3 separate regions of the Homo sapiens genome follow, and regions 2 and 3 are each linked to region 1. A link is a loop called in an ENCODE intact Hi-C map of the cell type or tissue named here. Cell type or tissue: gastrocnemius medialis. All regions are shown on one strand.

Evidence for each region. Hi-C counts contacts between places; a loop is a spot of excess contacts. Peaks named below come from ENCODE experiments on the same cell type or tissue, not always from the same donor. Only the 100,000 strongest peaks of a DNase experiment are listed, where the experiment ranks them.
Region 2: it touches region 1 in a loop (15-fold over the local background); 40 of 110 quality-filtered maps call a loop at or near these places.
Region 3: it touches region 1 in a loop (4-fold over the local background); 57 of 110 quality-filtered maps call a loop at or near these places.

Annotation. Positions count from the first base shown.
Region 1 is chrX:74,532,805-74,540,804 of GRCh38, reverse strand. It overlaps SLC16A2 (solute carrier family 16 member 2), which reads right to left. Exons shown (of 6, transcript NM_006517.5): 6 at 6,889-8,000. Among named protein-coding and RNA genes, the nearest start is that of RLIM, 78 kb to the left of the region's middle. In gastrocnemius medialis, a CTCF peak has its summit at 4,462; DNase peaks (open chromatin) are centred at 4,224 and 4,834; H3K4me3 peaks cover 2,435 bases; H3K27ac peaks cover 2,646 bases.
Region 2 is chrX:74,416,721-74,424,720 of GRCh38, reverse strand. SLC16A2 (solute carrier family 16 member 2) reads right to left here and starts at 3,228. Exons shown (of 6, transcript NM_006517.5): 1 at 2,654-3,228. The coding sequence starts at 3,083. LOC105373252 (a long non-coding RNA gene) reads left to right here and starts at 4,073. Exons shown (of 2, transcript XR_007068267.1): 1 at 4,073-4,415. In gastrocnemius medialis, a CTCF peak has its summit at 1,517 (motif pointing right); DNase peaks (open chromatin) are centred at 3,330, 3,940 and 4,270; H3K4me3 peaks cover 3,536 bases; H3K27ac peaks cover 2,037 bases.
Region 3 is chrX:74,379,524-74,387,523 of GRCh38, reverse strand. No RefSeq gene overlaps it. Among named protein-coding and RNA genes, the nearest start is that of SLC16A2, 38 kb to the left of the region's middle. RefSeq lists an enhancer at 5,033-5,533. In gastrocnemius medialis, CTCF peaks have their summits at 3,567, 3,766 (motif pointing left) and 4,644 (motif pointing right); a DNase peak (open chromatin) is centred at 4,660.

The DNA of each region.
Region 1 (8,000 bases):
CCCTAGGGCATAGGATCACAGAATAAGAGAAACAAGTATGTTCTTAAGCTCTTCCACCCACAACCTGTATACTGCCAGATCAGCCAGGCCACACCCACCCAGTCTCAAGCACACATCCTTCTTTAAAGGTGCAATAAAATATGTCGAGCCAAAATAACCAATTATTTAAGCATTTACTTCCAATATATAAAAAAGGAAACTGCAGAGCTGTTGATCAGCTAGGCACAGATGGCTTTATTCCCCTTAAAGTTTCTCTGTTTTACCACTGCCCCTGTCTCAAAATTTGAAGTTTTCGAGAGGGCTATATCCCAAAGAAAAGGGTGAGCTGGGCCCTAGGGAGTCTTGGGTGTGCTCCCAGCTTTAGCAAGAAGGAGAGGTAGGTTGACAGTGAGGCTGAGGATAATGCTCTCACCTCAAGTGCATGGTGAAATGTCAGTAAGCTCTGGAACAGTGGTCACTCAAGACACACAAGGATGAAACATGGGTAAAGGCTCACCTAACAGAACTCCCTGAAATGGTAAATTCTCCATGGAGCTCGCTACACCAACCAAGAGCTTAGGGTGATTAGGTGAGATTGCTTCATCCCACAAACAACAGAACATAAACTCCTTCTATTGATCCTTCATTGGGAGTGTCTAGGAAATTAGACTTACTACATGGGAAGCAGCAATGATATCACCAAGGTCATGTAGGTCATGTTTCCAGGAAAATGTAAAGAGAAGGTAGTTCCAGAAAGGAATCCCTGGCAACCACCAGTTGAGCTTCTTACTATGCAGGTTATAGAGTAGTGAGCAGACCAGGCTTTTCTTTTTTCTTTTTCTTTTTTGGGATGGAGTCTTGCTTTGTTGCCCAGGCTGGAGTGCAGTGGCGCAATCTTGGCTCACCTCCTGGGTTCAAGCGATTCTTCTGCCTTAGCCTAGTGAGTAGCTGGGATTACAGGAACAAGCCATCATGCCCGGCTAATTTGTGTATTTTTAGTAGAGACAGGGTTTCACCATGTTGGCCAGACTGGTCTCGAACTCCTGACATCAATTGATCTGCCTGCCTTGGCCTCCCAAAGTGCTGGGATTACAGGCATGAGCCACCACGCCCAGCCAAGGCTTTTCTATAATGTGCCTTTGCCACCCTTAGACTGCATAAAGGACCTTGATCAAAAGTTGATGCATTGCTGGTTTGTGGTCATGCCTGTGTTCCTGTTTCTCTGACCTCATCTCCATCTTTCTTTCTCTGGCTTTTCTTTTTGCTGGGCCTCCCAGCTTTGTCTGGAAGTTTCAGACTCAACATCATGTTTCCATTTGCTGAACAGAATAGGAACAACAACAAAACCCCAAAGTAAAGCAATGATATTGGGAATTCTTCCAATTCATTGTATCGGTGTAAAGCCTATATTGTTTTTCAAACATTTAGCAGCCTCTGATGGTTTGTAGAAGAAAATATATAAGAAACAAACATATTATAAGGATATTAACCAAAAACTGTGAAGAAATCAGTTGGATAGAAAAAGGTAAATAAGGTATGTTGGTTTGAAGCTCCTGTGCTTTGTCAACATATTAAAAGTGTTTCTGGATTTCATCGGTTACAACTATTTACTGAACTACCGAAAGGAACTAGCTTTGCATGGAACTTGACTTTCCCTGAAACAGCTCCTCCTGTTTTCTAGGCCCAGCCATTTGTGGATGACAGGTGAGTCTTCATCTTGGAGGGACCAGGCTTGGATGCTTGAAGCTATTCAGCCTGAAGGAAAGGCTTAGGCTAGAACTTATTGGGATCTGGAGAGTTAGAGACTACCAAAAATGTGGTACTGAGGGGTAGGGGCTGCTAGAAAACACCAAACTCCCCTGTGGATATGAGGAGTCTCTCAACTGGGATCAGGCAAGTTGAGGTGGAGGGTAAAGGCCACAGTTGGGAGGCACATACAGAACAAGTCCACCTCACTGAGGTGTGTGGGCAGGGGTTTATTTATTTATTTATTTTTTGAGATGGAGTTTCGCTCTTGTTGCCCAGGCTAGAGTGCAATGGTGTGATCTCGGCTCACCACAACCTCCACCTCCCAGGTTCAAGCGATTCTCCTGCCTCAGCTTCCTGAGTAGCTTGAATTACAGGCATGTGCCACCACGCCCGGCTAATTTATTTTTTGTATTTTTAGTAGAGATGGGGTTTCTCCTTGTTGGTCAGGCTGGTCTCGAACTCTCGACCTCAGGTGATCTGCCTGCCTCGGCCTCCCAAAGTGCTGGGATTTCAGGCGTGAGCCACCACGCCCAGCTGTGGGCAGGGGTTTAGACATGTTCTTCCCTTTTCTTTTCCCAGGAGCTCCCAGCTCCTAGCTTGGGAGCTCCTTTACCCTTTTGCATAATATTTGCTGCTCTTTGCCATTTCCTCTCTGTAGCCTGATGCAGGGCTGGAAGTCTGGAAGAGAGGAAGCCCTGGACTAGCTGTGTTGACCTCTTAGACATGCAAATCCTTTCTCACGAAAGCAGAGCCTCCCATGAGCTGCTCCTCACCCTCCCGTCCCCAAATAACCAGCCCAAAGAATTCTTCCTTTTGTGGCCTGTGGGCATCAAGCAAAGCCCTGGAAATTAGCCCTCAGTGATGATAATTTTATTGAATCATGAGAGAAGGACTGAGGGAGTGGAGCACACGCAAGCTTATTTTGGAGTTTTTCCTCCATGTTAAGGGGGAGAGGAACCTAGAAGACAATGACCCATACTCCCAGAGAAAGGCAGACTTTCTCTTCCACATGCCCTCCTTGGGGAAGTCCAGGGGGTGCACAAGGACTGTGGCTCGGCTTCTGCTGCCCTCCATGCCTCCATCTTGGGGCTGTAGTGCCACTCCCAAATAGTGCCTTCATTGGGGGATAGAGTGGACAAGGGAGGAGCAGGTGCTGACTCCAGGAGCAGCAAGCAGGCTTTCTGAAGTCAGGGAAAATGAGAGATTTGCTCACTTCCCTACTTTCTGTGAAGTGGGGTGGAAAGGGCCTTGCAGAAGCGTTCAAAACCCACATTCAGTTCCCCCCGGTCCTCAATTCCCCCAACTATAACCCGGCTTAAGAGCAGTTGCCTCCCACGGTTGGGGGGAGGGCCAATTGTGATGAGGGATATAGGAGCAACTGTGAACTGTAATTCGTCCACGCACAGGTGTTTGGAGATTTCTCAAGGCTTTGTTTTGTTTTGTTTTGTTTTGTTTTTTGCGGGGTCGAGGGGTGGTCTATGTCCAGATATGCTGCGGGGAAGGATGAAAGGAGTGTGGGAGGAGGTGGCAAATGCGGCAGGGAGCTGGAAGACCCCAGACTGACAGGAGGAAACTCTGCCTTTGCAAGGCCTTAAGGCAGAAGGATCTGCGAGGCTGCCCGCCTCCCAGGAGACTCCACCTTAAGGGACGGAGGGTGTATGTGAAAGTTGGGGGGAGAAGTGAAGGTAGTTGTCCTCTCCTTCACCCCCCACTAGGCAAGCGCAGAAGGAAGCAGGTCGGTGGAGACTAGGGTAGAGGAGTGTAGGAGAGGAGCAAACTGAGGAGGGCGGCTCTTCGAGTCAATCTGGTCCTTCTCACCACTCTTGAGGCTCCGTCCAGGCTTGGAGGAGGGTTCTCAAGCCTAGGAAATCCCGCGTGCTCCCCTGTGTGATCGGGAACTGTGAGATGGGGGAGTAGGCCTGAGCTGGGAGCTCCCACCAGCATGGTTGATTCCCCGGAGTTCTGAAAGAGTTTTTATGGAGACTGGGGGAAGGGGCGCTTGAAGGGTGGGCCAAGTCTTTGGCAGAAAGCAGCCCCACTGGGCTGACCCACTGTGTGGAGGAGGAGGCCCCGTAGGGCCCTCCCGGGTTGGAGGTTGCAGAGGAGGGCGGAGGAGGATTGCTGCCCCGGGCGGGAGCGCTTCCTGGCGGCCGAACCCGCCCTCAGTCTCCGCATCCTGGCGGGCCTCGAGTCTGGGCTCCTGTAGGTCTTTCGCTAGCAGCCGCCTGATCCCGCTCTTGGGACGCTAGGGACGAGGCCGGTCGGGAGAGAATAGGGGGCCGCCGATTGTAAAAGATCCTCGACAGGCCCAGCCCGGATCACCTCGAGGGCTCCGGACCGAGCGCTGGGGGTGGGGCGCCGTCGCCGCTACGGCCCCTGGTGTCGGTGGAGCGAGCAGGGAGGTAGAGGGCGGGGGATCGAGGAGGAGCTGAGCTCGGACACGCAGCAGCTGCTGTCTATCCGTCTGGCTTGCTGGCAGTTGGCAGGGCCCGAGGCTAGGTCTTCCCGCCCCCTTTCCCTAGGCGGGAAGGGCGGTTGTCATGGGTGGGCGGATTCCCGTCTGAATAGCAGGGGAAGATGCATTTCCGTGGCGCGGCTCCCGGGTTATTACCCCTCCCAAATGGGGAAATGGATGGAGACCCGCGGCGGGGGAGGAGCCAACCCCACTCTCCGCGTCCCCGCCCAAGGTGGCCGGAGGCCAGCGGCAGGACCAGGAGCGACCGCCAGGGCCAAATCCACCCCCAGGCAGTCCCAGAGTGTGGAGTGGGCATGGGGACCTGGCGGGAAATAGTGTCGATTAGCACCCCCAGGCCCGGATGCCAGGGCCCAGTCGTGGCGAGGTCAGTGAAGGGTGGGTGTGTGGTGGGAAAGGAGAGTAGAAGTGCAACCTTCTTTTCCCCTCCCCTGGCATTCCAGTGTATTAACATTTGGCAGGTGGGCTCGGCGCGGTCTCTGCGGTGACGAGAGTTGGGGAAAGATGCTCCCAAGTGTAGTCCCCGGTCTCCGCGGGGGGGCCACAGGCTCTGGCAGGAGTGAGGGAACGAGGAGGCCCACGACAGGTGCTGTCTGTCCGCTGCTCTGACAGGCCCGGGCGGGAATGCGGCCCGGCCCAGTACTGCTCTCCCCACCCACTCAGCTGGACGCGGACTCTGACACTTGTTAGTGTGAGCAATCGACTAATTTTATCCGGCTGGGGCTCAGCAGGAAACCAATGCCGAGGCGCGGGTAGTTCTTCCGGGCGACTCTCGCCCCCGGGAGGATAGTCGTGGGGAGAGGAAGAGGGGTTGGGGGTGGGATTCCTGCCGCCTCCATTTCACTGGGGGCGTGGTGGCTCCTGATCTGCCTCAGAGAGGACCGAATTTTGGCGCTAAGGTCGGTACTCTCTGGGTACTGGCGCCCAGAGAAGAAAAGGGTATCTTGGAAGTTAGGTAGTACAAACTCTTTGTGTTCTTCTGGTTTTTTTCTACTTATGTTCCTTTCATTCCTGAAGTTCCCGGATTCTAGCAGAGTGTCTGACACGCAGCAGGTCTCTAGAAAAGACTGCTTAAATGACTTGAAAACCAGGCATAGAACTTTGCGCTTGGTGACCGCTAGAGAGAGCTGAAAGGCAGGAATCAAAGGGGCTTTGAAGCATAGCCTCCTGAACCCCTGCAGGATTTGGGTATCTAATCCCTTTCCTTGTGCCTCTGCAGTCTCTGCTGCATTTCAGCTTATTAGAATTTCTGAACTTGCTTCAAGGGCTCTTATTCTACCCGTCACCCACACTATCTAGGCGCCAGCTATGAGACACTAGGGATTTGTAATCCTTGTCAGCTGGCCTGCACTGCTACTGTGGAGAAGTGGCAGGGAGCTGCTGGCCGCCTTTTCAGACGTGAAAAGACCCTAGAGGAGAGCATATGCTCGTAAAAATTATGGGATTCCACAGCTTTGAAATCTAATAATCCTGGGTGATCAAACACAGACTGGACCCTTGGGGCTGCTGGGGAAGGGGCTAGGGGAGCGGGGCAGACCTTAGGTGGGAGAGCCTGGGGCCCTGCAATGGGACAGAGTAATTAGCCTCAGTGGGAGGAGATGAGGAAGCCAGCCTGAGGGTGTCTACACTGAGTCTGAGGAGAAACAATAGCCAAGAGCTGGGTGGTAAACCACCTTCTTCCAACCGGAAACCAGTCACTTCTCTTTGCCCCTGCCCTGCCCAGTATGTGGCCATTTGGAGATGGATTTTTTTTGTACCTCTTGAGTTGCTGGGGGTGGAGGGACAGTAGGTGAAACCAGGTCTCCAAGCCAAGATTGCATGGTCTGGAGTGACTGGGAGACAGAATACCAAAAGTATGTGTCAGTTGCGGGTGAGAGTAATCATGAAGACATGGGGTATGCTAAAAGTTAAACTTTGCTAAACTTTCATTTTTGCTCAGAGCTGGTCCTGCTGACACACTTATGGAAATGGGTTTGGTACACAGTTGTTGAATGAAGTGGGCAAGTCATTTATCCCTCCTAGGGCCAGTTTCTTCATCTGTAAAACCAGGGGTGTAAACTGTACTGGAAGTCAATGACATGAGTTCAAGTCTCATCTTGCTCTGTCACTGATGAACTGTGTGAACCTACTGCAGTCTCTTCCTACCTCTAGGCCTCAGTCTCTCCACTTAAATTCAATGCACAGGATGGACAAGGGAGACTCTAAGGTTACTCTCAGCTTTGTCATTCTTATAGGTCTGTCTCCTGCATCATCCTTAATTCCAGGCTCTGTCACTGCCAGGCTGTGTCAGCCAGCCATATAAGTCCCTTTAGGTTCCCCATCAATAACATAAGGGAGAGGGAAGGAGAGCTGAATTGGATTATTATTAATGCCAGTTTTCAATATGGCACATTTGTAGCAAGGCTGTGGCCTTGGTGGGGCCTCCATTCCAACTCAGCAAGTAACCACATTCTCATTTTGTGAAGTAACCACTTTTCCACTTCAGAGCTTGTTTAAAAATCCAATCTCAAATAGTCAACCAACTCCAAACCCCTATATAGCTCTTTTTCTAATGTCTGCTCTCACAGAGAGCATAGAACCTGGCAGAAATTTGATTTGAAAGGAGACTTCAGCTCTGAAGTCAAACTTTCTGCTATTAATCAGGTTAAGACTATTTCTTCCTTGTAGGCAACATACATACCCAAACCAAATTTTTAGATCTGTTTATTTTGTTCCAAACTCCTTGAGGATTTAAATGTCCCATGTCTTGAGCTCTGAAATTTTGTTCGTTCTAGATTTAACTGTGGTGCATAAGAGGCTGCATCCTACTCTAAATATTAATACTGTGCTGCTTTTGCCAATCAACATTCTCTCCAAAAGCACACAAGCTCACATGTGCACAACCACATGTGTGGAAGAAGTAAATTGATATCCCACCATATTATGTGACATCTGAATGGGCAGATTTGGGACCTATGAATGTCTTCCCTTCATCTGGAGAGAAGTGGGCGACTGCCTGATTCTTAAGAGCCATCTGCATCTTAAGCAACAAAAGAGGTCCTACAGAACCACCCTCTGGTGACTTGGTGAGAGTGAGGTGGGGAGAAATGGAAGCAGGGGCATTGTTGCTCCAGTATTTTCAGTGGTCTCTCCTGGGAGTTACAGGGCTCCTAGGGCCCAGATTCTCCTGTTCCACTACTGTTAGAACTGACAGGATAGTAACTAGGCCCTTTCTAGGGCCCCTTCCTACCCACAGAGCTAAGAACCAGTGGGTTTTCCTTTGGGGAGTTGATAAGAGCTGGACTGGGACCAGCGGAGGGGGCTCAGGACTTTGGCCTTGAATGAAATCATTGGAGGCCAACCATGCCCCAGCTGCCTGTTTGTAACGGAAAATCATGAGTGGGAACTATTGTCTTCTTTGGAGCCCCTCAGGACAACCTCATCCTCCTGGCCCGGGGATGACCCTGCCTTAAGGTGGCAAGTTACTGTTGGCTCCAAGTGACAGCCAGGAATGCCTGGCAAAAAGATGATGAAAGGGTGGGTGACAGGAACACAATAGACAAAGGCTCAGAGAGGAGAAAAAGAGACACAAAGAGGCAGAGTGAGGAGAGAGGCTGAGCTCCTAATGAGGTGAGCTGTGCTAACTGAACACAGCCTGGCAGTGCCCTCTGCCCCTAGCCAGGGGCACTGGGAATGTTCTTCAGTAAGACTGTTGCCAGAGCCTGGGCATAAGGAGGCATCAGTCACCTACTTCAGAGGGATCAAAGTGGTTCAGAGTCTACCTTTCATGGCACCTTTAATGCCCTCTAAGCAAAGTGGC
Region 2 (8,000 bases), 120 kb after region 1:
CAAACACCAAATTCATAGACTCTTAGAGATGGAAGTCATGTCAGATATTAATAAAAATGGACGATGCACCAAATTCCTTGAGCGTGGGGGTGTACATTCTGTTTCTCCCAGAATGGCTATTGGACAAATACTGGCTGATAAAAATGACACAAACTTCTATTAGCTTCTTCTATCCCTTTGAGACACCAGTGCTGTGGCACAGACGGCTGGGAAATTTTGAGTAAACAGCAGAAAGTGTCTGCAGGCAAAGACATTCAGAATCTCAGGATCTGAATGGTTGCTTGGGAAAGTTGAAGAGCTCAGCAAAGGTAGTACTGAGGATGAGATTTTCTAGGAGCTCCATGTGATAGGGTGTTCCTGACTTTTCCAAAATAAAAACTGTGGTGTCCCTAAGAACCTCTAGTATAAAAAATAATGTCAGTGAGTTCAAGATACACCACAGCAAGGACCCAAGCCAAAGTATTCTGAGACCCTAGGGACATACCAAATTCCTTTCTGTTTCTTCCTGACCTATACTCACTATAATTTAAACCAGTGACCTCAGCCCCTCAGTGAACCTGGTCTGTGTCAGAGTATGCACTAGCCACACCTCTGCATAGCCAACTGCACCCCCACCACCACCCCCACCCTCTAGCTGCACTGTGAGGTCTTGACCGGAAAGTCCCAGCCAGCCCTCCCCCTGAGTCCCCTATGATCACCTACTTTGAAGTCTGTTCCCCAGCAGTGAGCCTCTTCCTGGTAAAATAGTGGTTTTTCCAAGTTTTATTATACACTCCTAAGATCACAGCTCTAGGCCTCCTCACACCATATAAATGCCAGGGCCTAGCTTCAGCCTAGCCTCTACTGCTTCTCATCAAGTTTCACTCAGACTTTGCCACTCACTGATCCTGAAGGCCAACAGCCTGCCTTCAACCACAGGGCAATGCTCAGCAGGTGCCCTTGGAGGTAACCTAGGCAACAGCATGAGTCCCTACACTGCCTGCTTTCCCAGGAGCCCCTGAACTGCATCAAAGCAGGGAAAAAGGTGGTCCCAGGGGTGACTGTGGCAGCCATCTTCCCCGCAGAAGTTGCTCTACACTGTCCCAGGACCCCTCCATTCCAGCATCACAGTGGGCCTGGGTAGTCAAGAGACTTCCTTTGACAACCACTGACGCACTATCTTCATCGGGGCCTGCACACCGCTGCTGTGCCAATGGATCACAAGGTCTGAGGCACCAAGATCCCCAAAGCCCCTTCTGCCAGGGAAGTCCAGCAAAGCTGCAAACTAAAACCACAAGTCCTGGAGAGGGCCCAGGGAATCCACAGGTGGACACTCCAGAATTCAAGGTTTCTATGTTCACTTAATAATTCCCAGGTCCCCTCAAATGGCAGTAGAAATATGTGGGGGTTGGAGGTTGGCGAGAGGATGGAACTCCTCAGTCCGAGGGCAACACTGCGAAAAGCCACATATTCTGAGTTGTGAACTTGGGGCTGGTGGCAAGAGTCGAGCTGTCCTGAGGAGCCACGAGAGGGAGCAAGCCTTGCCAGAGAGGGCATCCCAATCCCCCGTCTTCGTCTGAATCCCTCACCAGAACTGCTGAGGGATTTCGCCAGCGGCTTTGCTGGGAAAGCGAGATGGTTCCTCTGACTTCTCCCAGCTCACAGGCGGCCTCAATGAGAAGAGCGCACACGCCTGGGGTCTTGCGTCCACTGGCCTGGAAAGCGAGGGCTATGCCCCCCAACTCTGTCTGAGATCAAGTCAGCTCCAGGGGAAAGCTGGAATGGCGGGTCTGGCACTCAGGCTGTAGGCCGAACGAGGCACCCCACCGGTAGCAGAGAGGCGCGGGTTGCCGGGGAAGGCAGGGCTGAAGTTGGGGGCGGTGCGGAGTGAGCAGCAGGGCCCAGCCTGCCTGCGGCCTCACGCCTCTCTGGCAGGAGACTGCGGAGACCGCCTCCCCGCCCGCTCTGGGGCTCGGCTCATAGGGCACGGAGATCCATTCACTCCCGCGGGGCGGCAGAGGACTGCCGGGCCCAGCTGGGCCGTAACGGCGGCGGCCAGAGACGCACTCACACCCCGACTCGAACTCCCTCCCTCCCTTTCTCTCTTGCAGACACGCACGCCTGCCATGTGTTTGACTCTTCGCTCATAGTCATCAGGATTCCTAAAGTGTTTTTAACAGAAAACACCTCCGTTTCCCCAAAGGAACCGGGGGGCTGCTGCGGAGATCAGCGGTACAGTGCTTCTCTCAGAGCCCGCCCCGCCTCTCAATTCTCTCCTCTCCTCATGACTTCTCCCCACCTCCAAAAAAAAAAAAAGTCCTGCAAATATTTTCCCCCAGCACACAGGGGCAAAGGTACCTTAAACCTGAAAGGTGCATTTAGATTTGTCCCAGGGCAAAAAAAAGTCCATTGCTTGCCAAGGATCAATGAATGTCCCAGTTCGTACCCCCGGGACGCCTTGCACCTAGTCTCCCCAGTCCAAGCTGCCCAAAGCCCCGCAACCCGCACCCTAGGAGAGCCATGGAAAGGGGCAAGGGGCAAGGGGTAAGGGGTAAGGGGAGGAGTCGGAGAGGCGCGTTGGAGGGGCGCCTCGGACCGGGAGGTATGGGGTCGGTGGCAGCGGGAGCGGCCAACCTTGCCCAAAATGCCAAGTGGGGCGTGCGGGGCCACTCACCTGCTTGGAACTCCACTTGGCGATTTTTTTCCTTTTCCTCCTCTAGCAGCATGGAGTAGAGGATCCCGACAGAGTTATGGATGCCGAAGATGGAGCCGTTGCACCAGGTGGCAGCGAACACCACCACCCAGCCGAAGCCACCTTCGGGAGGCTGGAAGCCGCGCGCGGTGCCGCGGGTCTCTACCGTAGGCGTGGGCTCGGGTTCGTGCACCCGCTCGGACTCGAACTCCAGCTCCGGCAGGGGTGCGGGGTCCGGTAGGGGCTGGGGCTCCGGCTGGGGCTCGGGCGGGGGCACTGGCACGGGCTCGGGCTCGGGCTCAGGCTCCGGCTCAGACTCCGGCTCTGGGCTACCCACCGGCTCCTGCTGTTCCTGGTCTGCCTCCTGCCAGGGCCCCTTTGCTTCCTCGCTCGCCTGGCTTTGCAGCGCCATCGCGGCGGGGGGACTGTGGCTGCTTGGGCCAGAGGAGCCGCTTTGTGGCTGGTACTTGTTTCTGCTGCTGCAGCTGCTGCTGCTCGGAGGGCTGCTGCTGCCGCTGCCGCTGCCTCCTCCTCCAGGCTCCGCGCCCCAGCTGGCCAGCCCGTCCCGCGACAGACGGTCCCTCGAGCCCTCTCCTCCTCCTCCCACGTCCAACCCCCCTCCTCCTCTCCCCATGTCATCTCTCTCTCCTCCCCCTCCTCCACACCCCCCACCTCTTCCTCCCTCAACAGGCAGCCGCTACAGCCTCGCTCTTCTCCCCAGCCCTTCCTCCTCCTTTTACTCGCCTACCTACTCCAGCCGCCACTGCCTCCCCCAGCTCCCTTCCCAAACTACTGAACCCTGTTCTTGCCCGGATGCCCGTTAGAGGAAAAGTTAAAATGGAAAAAAGGAAGCACAAACTATCCTGTTCTCCTGCCCTCTTTTCCCCGCAGGCTCTAGAACCGACACTGATCAACCCCGAGCCTCGGGAAGACCCCTCCTATTTTTTGCTCCCATACCCTCCTTCCTCACAAGCAGCCCGCAACTGAGGTGGCACCGGGGACCCTAGGACGACAGCTGGCCCGCGAGGAACCCCACCCTGCCCTCAGGAGCTCCCATGTCCCTCCTTGGACTTGAGGAGGACGACCTGAGGGGACAGCCTGGGCCTCGGACAGCGGGTGGACACAATCTTCTCGAGCCCGAGGACTCGGCCCCCCGCGGTCCTGCGCACCCCCGGGAGTCTCCCCCTGCCCCCGCTCTTCCCGGCAAATCCCTGGCGGCCTGGGAGGGGAGGAGGCGGCCATGCAGCGAGGCCCGCCCCTCCGGGCAGTCAATCAGGGCTTTGTTTGCGCCAACCTGGAGCCCGGAGGAGCCTCAGAGGGCCGGGTCTGGGCCGGGCCAGGGCCGGGCCGGGTCTGGGCCGGGCCAGGGCCGGGCCAGGGCCGAGTGTGGGCCAGGAGCCGGGCCAGGAAGGGAGGGAGGTGGCACCAGTGGGGGCCGGGCCCAGGCCCAGTCGGGAGCCGAAGCTCAGTTCAAGCTCCTCCCGACAATCTGTCCCGGACTTAGGAGGAACGAGTTGGAGTCGGGTCCAGCCGCCAGTTTGGGATTGGGCTGCCCCGCCCCCGATATCTCGGCTGGGCTGGTCCCTCAGGCCTCGGCCGCGGCTTTTCAGGTGCTGGAGACTCAGCGGAGCTGCAAGCGGACGGATGTCTTCCCAGCACCCACCGCCCCCTTCCGCCCACCTCAGGCATGCAGACATGGGAGTCCCACTGTATGTCGCAGACTGAGGCCCCAGCCCCACTGAGGGTAAGGGAGAGTTTGTTCCCCAGGAAGCGCGCCGGGTCAGGGAGAAGGAAAGGTGGGGGATCTGTCTTTCTGGTGGCCGGGCACTCAGCAGGGGTGCGCAGGGGTGCCCAGCCTCAGCCCTCAGGGCCCGCTCGGCGATACCGGGAAGCTCTGCCTCCCCTAAGGGTCTACGCGTCTAATGCACTAAACGTGAAGTCGTGGTGTCGTTACCAAGCTACTCGGCTTCCACGAGCGGGCGGGCGAGTGGCAAGACCTTTCTACCCTGCATCTCATTAACCCTCCTGATAAGTGAAAGACTGCATAGCCAGAGGTGATGCAGCTCCGGGGCTGCGTGGCTGCGCTAGATGCCTGTAAATACAGTCATTAAGCACCTGAGGGCTGGCGGAGCTGGGTGGAAGGATATAGACGTCCTGAGGGGCTTGCGCTGCCATATGAGAGGAATCAGCCAAATTCAAAAATCACAGGGCCACGCCACTCAGCAGGGAAGGCATTGCCCGAACAGAGCACGTCCCTTATTGCCCTAAGGTTTATTATTACCTGCTTTTTTGCACGAAAACTGAGGCTCAACGAGGTCAAGGCATTTATTAGCCTAAGATCATGGGCCAAGTCAAGGACAAGCTAGAATTCAAGGCAGGTCTCCATATAACGAGAAGCTTCATGCTCCCTGTGTTTCACCAAAAGAGTCTAGGATTTGAGGCTCCCTGGGAGGAGACAGAGGAGGGAAGGCAGGATCTGACTGCACTATCACAGTGGGCTTCTGGAAGAGGTGGTGTTCAAGATGGGCCTGGAATTTTTTTTTTCTTTTTGAGACAGTCTCGCTCTGTAGCCCAGGCTGGAGTACAGTGGCGCCATCTCGGCTCACTGCAACCTCCGATCCCTGGTTCAAGCGATTCTTCTGCCTCAGCCTCCCGAGTAGCTGGGATTACAGTCGTGCGCCACCACACCCGCTAAGTTTTGTATTTTTAGTAGAGATGGGGTTTCACCATGTTGGCCAGGCTGGTTTCAAACTCCTGACCTCAAATGATCCACCCGCCTCGGCCTCCCAAAGTGTTGGGATTACAGGCATGAGCCACCGTTCCTGCAAGGCCTGGAATGTTGAGTAGGATTTTAAAAGGCCAAGGGTAGGGGAAGGTGGTCCCCTACATCAGAGCATGCTTTGAGCTCAAAGCACAGAGCTATAGAGTCTACTCACAGAAAGAGGGAAGTGAAGGCTAATCAGGCCAGAAAGTTAATATGTATGCCGTCTGCCTCTCCTAGGAAACGTTTACATTTTAATAAAAATTCATAATGCTTCAGCTACGAGGAGTGACAAGTCATGGACACTATGGGCACCGGGGCTTAAGGTCTGCTTTTTAGTCAGGGGTCTCCCCATACATATGACCACCTGTTGCCCCAGGAGAACACTAGTTTGGTTTCCACTTGCAGGGAACCTGATTGAAGAAGACCCTAAAAATAGTTATTTCCTACCCCGGAACTAGGAATAGACCCTGGAATCTTGCATCCATCTAGATTCTTACTATCTTGAATTCTACTTCCCTCATTGTTTAAACTGGTTTTTAGATCACTGGAATGGGAGTATGGGTGGGTGATGACCCTCACTGAGAATCTCCTGTGAATCTAGCACTGTGCTAGGCCCTTTATATATGAGATCTTATATAATCTTCATAACATTACTATAAGATTGGGATGATTTGTTCCCATTTTGTAAATGAGGAAATGGAGGCTCCAAGAGGCTAAGTTACTTGTTTTAAGTCTACAAAGCTAGTAAGAGGTAGAACAGGGATCTTTGCTCATTTGTGTGGGTTTCAAAGTATGTGCCCCACCCAGAAGACAGAATTATGTAACTGCCATTTCACCATTCTAGTAACATATGCAGTACTACCATTTCTCCCCTCTTTAGAAGATACTTTATAACGGCTAAATCACTGGCATCAGGAGACCAGGGTTTTAACCTTGGTTCTACCGCTGCATGCCTGTATGATCCTAAGCAATTTCTTTTCCCTTTCTGAGCCTCAGTTTATCTGCAAACTACTTTGCAGAGTTACTAAATGCCATGCTAAGAGGTAAACGCTTTATTTTTGATATATAATACAAGATCACCACTGTTTTGAGTAGGAGAGTAACATCAGAACTGCATCTTAGAAAGAATATTGTGGTGACAGTTTAGATCAGGGGTCCCCAAACCGCTGGCCACAGACTGATACCAAGACCATGGCCTGTGAGGAACCAGGTCACACAGCAGGAGGTGAGCGGCAGGTGAGTGAGCATTACCACCTGAGCTCTGCCTCCTGTCAGATCTGCCGCAGCATTAGATTCTCATAGGAGTGCGAACCCTATTGTGAATTGCGCATGCAAGGGATCTAGGTTGCGCATTCCTTATGAGAATCTAACTGCTTGATGATCTGAGGTGGAACGGTTTCATCCTGAAACCATCCCCCTCAACCCCTGTCCCGTGGAAAAATTGTCTCCCACAAAACCAGTCCCTGATGCCAAAAAGTTGGCGACTGCCGGTTTAGATGATGGCATGGAAAGATAAGATGTAAGGAAACGAACCAATAGACTAAGTCAAAAAAAAATGTTGATGATCTGGAACGGGCACAGTGGCTCATGCCTGTAATCCCAGCACTTTGGGAGACTGAGGCGGGCAGATCACTTGAGGTCAGGAGTTCGAGACCAGCCTGGCCAACATGGTGAAACCCCATCTCTACCAAAATTACAAAAATTAGCTGGGCATGGTGGAGGCTGAGGCAGGAGAATGGCTTAAACCCAGGCGAGAGAGGTTGCAGTGAGCCGAGATCGAACCACTGCACTCCAGCCTGAATGACAGAGTGAGACTCTGTCTTAAAAAAAGAAGAAAAAAAGGTGATCATCTGAAATAGGGCACTGACTATGGAAATGGAGACAAAGGGATATCTCTGTCAATCATTGTTATGGTAGAGTTGATAGAACAGATTTGTGTAATGAGAGAAAGGGAAGAAACTGACATTTCTTGCTTGAGTAAAGGAAAGGATGGTATAGTGTTAATGGAGATTGGGAATTAGGAGCTGAATCAGGTTTGAAGTGCCTGTGGCTTCCTGTCTCTTTTCCCCTGGCCCCCAAACAATCCTGTCAATTATAGCTCTAAAGTACGATTTTATTCATGACACTCCTCTACTTTACAAATCTTCAATGATTGTCCATTTGACTTTCAAGTTTAAATTCCTCAGCCAGGCATGAAAGGTCCTCTGTGGTTTGGGACCAGCCTCATTTGTTCATTCATTCATTCATTCATCATTTACTGAGAACCTCTATGTGTCAGGCTCTGTACTGTATACCAAACGCAAACATAAAAGACCTGGTGCCTGTTTCTGAGGGGCTCATATTCAACCACTCTAGCATTACTCCCTGTCATTTTCTTCCCACCCTTTTCTCCCTTTCATACCATGCTGCAAACACACTGGTTAGCCACCATTCCATGACTTATGAGCGTCTGCTGGTCTCTCGGCCTTCACCAACCATTCTCTTAACTATCTTCCAGTTGAGATCCCATACCGTTCTTGACTCTCCAGAGTAGGTTAAACAAAACAGATAGCAAAGTTAGTCTTG
Region 3 (8,000 bases), 150 kb after region 1:
CTCTACCCCTTTCTTGCTCTCTTCTTTTCCTGGGGCCCTCTTCTTGGGCTATATATATTAGTAACCTTAATGGTATCTGACATGTCCCTTAGGCTCTGTTTATCTTTCTTCATTCTTTTTTTCCTACTCTCCAGACTAGATAATCTCAATTGACCTAACAAGTTAATTGATTTTTCTGCCTGTTGAAATCTGATGTTGAACATCTCCAGTGAATTTTTCATTACAGTTATTGTATTTTTTTTTTTTTTGAGACAGAGTCTTGCTCTGTCGCCCAGGCTAGAGTGCAGTGGTACAATCACAGCTCACTGCAACCTCCGCCTCCCAAGTTCAAGTGATTTTCGTGTCTCCGCCTCCCAAGTAGCTGGGATCACAGGCGTGTGACACCACACCCAGCTAATTTTTGTATTTTTAGTAGAGATGGGGTTTTGCCATGTTGGCCAGGCTGGTCTCGAACTCTTGGCCTCAAGCAATCCACCTGCCTCGGCCTCCCAAAGTGCTGGAATTACAGGCATGAGGCACCTTGCTCAGCCTGTATTTTTTTTTTTTTTTGAGACAGGGTCTCACCTTATTACCCAGGCTGGAGTGCAGTGACATGATCATGGCTCACTGCAGCCTCGACCTACCAGGTTCAGGTGATTTTCCCACCTCAGCCTCTTGGGCAACTGGGACTACAAGTGTGTACCACCATGCCTGGCTAATTTTTTTGTAATTTTTATAGAGACAGGATTTTGCCATGTTGCCCAGGCTGGTCTCAAACTCCTGGGCTCAAGCAATCTGTCTGCCTCAGCCTACCAAAGTGCTGGAATTACAGGCATGAGCCACCATGCCTGGCCAATTTGTATTTTTTAGATTCACAATTTCTATTTGGTTTCTTTTTATAATTTCTCTCTCTCTTTATCAACGGTCTCTATCTGTTGAGAAATCATTCTCCTGATTTATTTCAGTTCTTTGTCTGTGGTTTCCTTGATCTCTTTGAGCATATTAAGAATGTGGGTCTAAAATCTTTGTCTATTTAAAAATAAAAAACCATAAAATCATATGGCTATAGTCATTCCCACACTTATATTTCAAACATAGTACGGCCACTTACATGTAAAATAATATATTATAATCAAATTGCATCAGTCACATACATGTATATCCCATAAACGTCAGCTACACTAGGGCACAAGCTGATGACTAAAGAAAGAAAATATCATTACAAAGTGGCATTTGCTTAGGGAGACTGAGGCCATAAAATTGGGAGTGTGCTAGAGTTTCTACCATGACATTATGCATGACCAAGAGGAAAAGCTACCTTGCATTTTGTGAGGCATTGGTGAGGCTCTCTGTCTTCAAGGTCCAGTGGAACATACCAGTTTCAGCATTGGGTGTGTAGATTTCCAGCACTATTAGTATTATAGAAGTTGAACTGTGTAATAGGTTGGATTTAGGTAAATTTTCTATTTTATTTGTTTTATAAGCTTAAAATATGTCAAAGTTTACACAGTCCTATAAAATTTTGTATATACATCCAACAGAAGGAAGAAATGTTACTCTTTTAGATTTTACCTTCAGGGTTTTTAAAAATGTAAATGAAATTATTATGGTTAAAGTGCAAAAAAAATAAAGTCTTTGTCTAGGAAGTCCAATGTGTATGCTTCTTCATGGATATTTTCTATTAATTTCTCTTTTGTTTCTTTGCATGCTTCATCATTTTTTTTTTTTGAAAACAGGACATTTTGGGTATTATAAAATGACAACTCTGGAAACCAGATTCTTATCCCTCCCCAAGGTTTGTCTCTGTTGGCTATTGTGGGCTGTCATTGTATGCTTCTTTAGTGACTTTCCCCAACTACTTTAGTATTTTTTGTTGTATGTGACCACTGAGTTCTTTGTTCTATTAGCCTACTGTTTGGTTGGTGTTTTCAGAGTTCCCTTAAATGACTAGAGCTAAGAAATGAAAAAAAAAGAAAAAAAGAAAAACAATCCTATTCAACACATGGTTCTGGGATAATTGGCAAGCCACATGTAGAAGAATGAAACTGGATCCTCATCTCTCACCTTATACAAAAATCAACTCAAGGTGGATCGAAGACTTAAATCTAAGACCTAAAACCATAAAAATTCTAGAAGATAACATCGGAAAAACTCTTCTAGACATCGGCTTAGGCAAAGAATTCATGACCAAGAACCCAATAGCAAATGCAACAAAAACAAAGTTTAAATAAATGGGATCTAATTAAACTAAAAAGCTTCTGCACAGCAAAAGAAATTATCAGTAGAGTAAACAGACAACCCATAGGGTAGGAGAAAATATTCACAAACTATGTATCTGATGAAAGATTAACATCCAGAATCTACAAGGAACTCAAACAAATCAGCAAGAAAAAAACAAATAACCCCATCAAAAAGTGGGCAAAGGGCATGAATAGACAATTCTCAACAGAAGATATGCAAATGGCCAACAAACATATGAAAAATGCTCAACATCACTATCAGAGAAATGCAAATTATAACCACAATGTGATATCACCTTACTCCTGCAAGAATGGTCATAATTTAAAAATAAAATAAATAGATGTTGGTGTGGATGTAGTGAAAAGGGAACACTTTTGCAATGCTGGTGGGAATGTAAACTAGTACAACCACTATGAAAAACAGTGCAGAGATTCCTTAAAGAGCTAAAAGCAGAACTACCATTTGATCCATCAATCCCATTGCTGGGTATCTATCCAGAGGAAAAGAAGTCATTATATGGAAAAGACACTTGCACACATATCTTTATAGCAGCACAATCTGCAGTTGCAAAAATATGGAACCAACCTAAACGCCCATCAACTAACGAGTTGATAAAGAAAATGTTGTATATATACACCATAGAATACTACTCAGCTATAAAAAGAAATGAAATAATGGCATTTGCAGCAACGTGGATGGAGTTGCAGACCATTATTTTAAGTGAAGTAACTCAGGAATGGAAAACCAAATGTTGTATGTTCTCACTAAACTATGAGGATGCAAAGGCATAAGAATGCTATAACGGACTTTGGGGACTAGGGGAATGGTGGAAGTGGGGTGAGGGATAAAAGACTACACACATTGTACACAGTGTATACTGCTTGTGTGATGGGTGCACAAAAATCTCAGAAATCACCACTAAAGAACTTCTGCATGTAACCAAAAACTACCCATTGCCCCAAAACTATTGAAATAAAAATTTTAAAAAATAAAAACAAGAAAGGAAAGAGTACTATCCCAGTCTCCACATATTGGCCCTAACTCTGCCTCAGCTTTCCCTTCCTGCATATGTGGAGCCTGAAGGCCTGCCTGAGGTGAAAGCTTAGGTTCTTCTCCAGTCTTTTCAAGCATGTGTCCTCCCCTGGGAATGATTGTGGCTTTATTGATTCCCTGGTGTACATAGGAGCTTTTAAAAATTCTTTTTCCCATACACATCTTCAGTCCCAATCTCTTCTTTCCCAGGCTTCTAGGTGTGTCTATCATTTGTCTCAAGTGTTATCCCTAACCCCAGGCTGCTGCAGCCAATACCTGTGCCTTTAAATACTTTCAGTAACAGCCTCCTTGGAAGCCACTGGAGCCCTGCAAACACTCTGAGTCAGGTGAAACATAGGAAAACCTTCCTGCCAGTTTTTGAGGGAGCCTCCAGGCTGGTGGAGGCCCATACCACAATTCTTTGAGAGTAAGGTTCATATTGCTCCCTCTGGAACTAGCAACTTGCACCAAGAGTGCCATCTACTGTCCTCACAGCCACTGCTGATCTAGGGCATGGGGGATGATAAGTGGGTGATTTAAAATGCCACAACAGTCTCTTACCACAAAGCAACATCTTTCTTCACCAAGTATTCCCCTTGTTGTAAGTTTTTGACTAGATTCCAGCGTCCTTCAAAAGCTGATTCTGACAGTTTTTCTAGCGCATTAGTTTCTTTTTAGGAGGAATGTAGATCTGGAGTTTCCTACTTTATTATTTTTGGTGCCTGATATACCTTAATCTTGAAAACACCTTGCTAGCCAAAGCAAAGAGTTATGAGTGCTACATGAAGCCTGAAATGGCTTCGGAATTTCCAAATAGACAGTTTTTAAGGGTGGCAGGGGGTACTGGTTGGAAGAAGGGACTAGGGAACGGTTTTTCAAGATGTGTTTGCAAAAGCATATTACCTAAATTTGAGAAAACACCAACTGTCAATATCATGGATATGTGAGTACTAATGTAAATTATGAGAGGAGGTGTTAAAACCTTCCCAGGCTCCCTTGGTGCTGTTGAACTAGCAAGTGGTTATTTGTTTGGAAAGCTGCTTCTGAGACTACAGGTCAGGATGGGAAAATGAACCTGATGAGCCACCAATAGCCCCTTCTTGAGAGGACTTGGGAGTTAAGCAAACTGATCTGAATTTGGGGTTATGCTCAGGATTTACTGAGCCTTTTTCTATCATTCTGCTTTTGGGTTGAAGAAGGAATACAGCCTGGTCAGGTATAATGGCCAGAACTATAAAGGGTTTTTAGGTTCATCCTCCTTTCCCCCGACCCACAAACTCACAGTCTCTGAGGATGGTTGAGAAAAACCATGCTCTGGAACTGGTTGCCCTAAATGGATACCAATCTAGACCCAAAGGAACACTCTATCCACAGCCCTTTATGCCTTTGGCCACTAGGGGGCACCTGGACTCTGGAGACTATTACCCCTACCCACACCCTTAAGACTAACTTTGAATGGCAGCTTCCTAATTTCTCCCCATAACTTTGCCTGGAGCCTGTAGTGGACTGCAGTAAAGTGGGCAGCTTTCCAAATCACTTGACTTAGAGTCATCAAGTTACCCCTCAGGCCAGAAGAACACCCAAGACGTGCTGTGGTGATTTAGAGTCTTAGAATGTCAGCACTGGAGGGACCTTCAGGATTTCCTGGGCCAAAGTTTTGGGATTTCTTTTGTTTCAGGGGATGTGTGTGTGTGTGTGTGTGTGTGTGTGTGTGTGTGTGTGTGTGTGAGAGAGAGAGAGAGAGAGAGAGAGAGAGAGACAGGGTCTCGCTGTGTCACCCAGGCTGGAGTGCAGTGGCACGATCTCGGCTCACTGCAGCCTTGACCTCCTGGGCTCATGCGATCCTCCCGTCTTGGCATCCCACAGTGCTGGGATTATAGGCATGAGCCACCATGCCTGCTGCAAATATTTTTTTAGCCACAAATTTCTTTCTTCAAATTAAAAGTGTGTGGTGGCCCTGCGCTTATAATCCTAGCTATTTGCTAGGCTGAGGCAGGAGGATCGCTTGAACCTGGGAAGCAGAGTTTGCAGTGAGCCGAGATCGCACCACTGCACTCCAGCTTGGGTGACAAAGTGAGACTCCGTCTCAAAAAAAGAAAAAAAAAAGTGCAACTCATGGCATTGGGAGGCCCTGGGCTCAACCCTGCTCTGAAGGGATGTTTCAGAATTCTAGAGCAGTGTTGCCTAACTTTCAGTTCTGCCCAGAGCTCCCATATGATTTTTATATCTGTATCTACCAGCCAGCTTGTTGTAGGGGCCAAGGGAAAACTTCCCCTTTGCCCTCTGAAGGCTCGCAGAAAAATCAACTCAAAAAAGGTAGGTAATAGGAGGAAAGACATATGATTTACTAGCGTGTACACAGGGAGCATCACAGAGTGATTGCCCAACTCCCCCACTGGGGTGCAGAAGCTTATATACCATCTTGAGGTTACAGAAAGAATGGGGCCCAGAGAATGGCCAAAAGAGGTAATGGTGGTAAATCAGTTTATAATGCCAAGACAGGTTATCGGAGGGAGAGAAGAGGAGGCCTGTCTAGCAAAAGTGTCTCATTGTGTAGATGAAACCTCACAGGTAGCAACCTTCAGAGAGAACAGATGGTAAATGTTTCTTTCGGTTCTTTAAGGTGTCAGACTCTCAGTCTTTCCTAGATTTGGACAAGGGAAGGCCTGGCTGCATCAATGCAGATTCTCTACAAGTGCAAATCTCCCCCACAAAGGACAGCTTTGCGGGGCTACTTCTGTTTGCTGGCCCCCTGACAGCCATCTCAAAATGTGTCAAAGAAATATGTTTTGGGGTAAAATATTTTTAGTTCCTTCAGTGTTCATATTTAATATGTTTCTTTAAATTGACTCACTTTTTTCTTAAATAAATTCAGCCTCATCCTATGTAACATCACAGACTTAATGTTTTAGGTATATTTTTTTCTAATTCATATTAAAAATATATCCACAGCTATTGTAATTTAAAATTTGCTTCTGGCAACACCTAACGTTGTCTCATGTCCTTGTGTCACACTTTGAGAAATGATACTCTATGGTACCAAAGAGCACAGTTGGAAAAGTACTCAACAGAGTTCACTTTATTTTGAGGTGAAGACACCAAGAGACCCACAAAGAGTGAGGGACTCACTCAAGGTCACTCAGTCAATCACAGTGGCAGTGCTGGGACTTAAATCCAAGTATACTGACTCCTAGCTCTTTAATCCTTTCACTGTATTAAATTCTAAGGGCCTTAGGAAGCTCCTTCACCACCCAGACTACAAGTGGAAGGAAGGAAAGAAGAAAGGAAGGGAGGGGAGGGAGAAAAGAACTATTTGCTTAGTGAATTGGAGCTGGTACAGAAGCTGTAGCTTAGGAGGGCCAAGGTAAGATGTGGGGTAGAATGATTTCCCATGTCTCTTTGGGCCGAAGTACTTATAAGGCCCCATCTTACAAAGCCTGGGCTCATTTGCATGAATTTATTAGAGCACCCATCATGTGCCTGGGCACACAGAAAGGAGCTCACAAGCCAGTGGGTAAAACAGCTCAGCAAATAGCTGATTAGTTTGTAGTGGAGGAGGGAAGGACAGTAGGCATAAGCCCTGCCCTACACAAGTTCAGCAGCCCTAGTCCAAAGGCTCGATTTTCTCTTCTCTCAAGTATGGGGACTGATAGGTGTTAAATACCCTTCAGAGTCTGGGGTTGGCAACCCACTGCCAGCCAGAGGTCGTGGCCATGAAGTCCTTTGCTTTATTTTTTTTACCACTGACAATTGTCACCAATGCCCCCATCCTGGTCCATTATCTCATATGCAAACTCAGAACCCACCCTCCAAAGGGGAATGGACAAATTGAATATGGCCAGAAACTTAACCCCAACAGTACTGAGCTTTGGACTGTAGTTCCTCCCGACTTCCTCTTCTTCCCAGACTTGTTTATGAAGCACTTCAAATAGAAAGTGTTGGAAATAGGTCTGTAACCACTTAGTGTTGTCTGATTCTTTTTTTTTTTTTTTTTTTGATATAGGATCTCGCTCTGTTGCCCAAGCTGGAGTGCAGTGGTGCGATCTCAGCTCATTGCAACCTCCGCCTCCTGGGTTCAAGCGATTCTCTTGCCTCTGCCTCCCGAATAGCTGGGATTACAGGTGCACCCCACCAGGCCCAGCTAATTTTTGTGTTTTTAGTAGAGACGGGGTTTCACCATGTTGGCCAGGCAGGTCTCAAACTCCTGACCCCAAGTGATCTGCCCGCCTCGGCTTCCCAAAGTGCTGGGATTACGGGTGTGAGCCACCATGCCCGGACAGTGTTGTCTGATTGTGGTAGCTCTATTTGACTTCCCCTAGTTGGGTGAGAAACAGGAGACCCATTCCCACCCCCTTCACACATGTGGTGCTTCCCCAGATATCCGGACACATGAATTTTGTTGCTGGTTGGTTGCTTCTAATAGGGCCCTGAGGGCTATTTTTACCACCACCTCTGCCCCACACCCACGAAACAAAAACCCAGCAACCCCCAAAGTTAAATCTTCTAATGCAAAGAGGGCTGGAAATATTGTTTCTTTCCCAAGTACCCGCTAAATTTGACCCCTCCCAGCCTGGGAAGTGTTCTCCCAGAGGGAGTTTTACTGATTGAGATAACAGGTTTGTTTTTGCCTCCATGACAAAACAGGTACTCATGAGGCATTGAGCAGGGGAAGAGGCAGACAAGCCACATCCAGCACAAGATTAATCTTCAACTGTCTCTACCTCTCCCTTTAACATCCTTCTACCGGT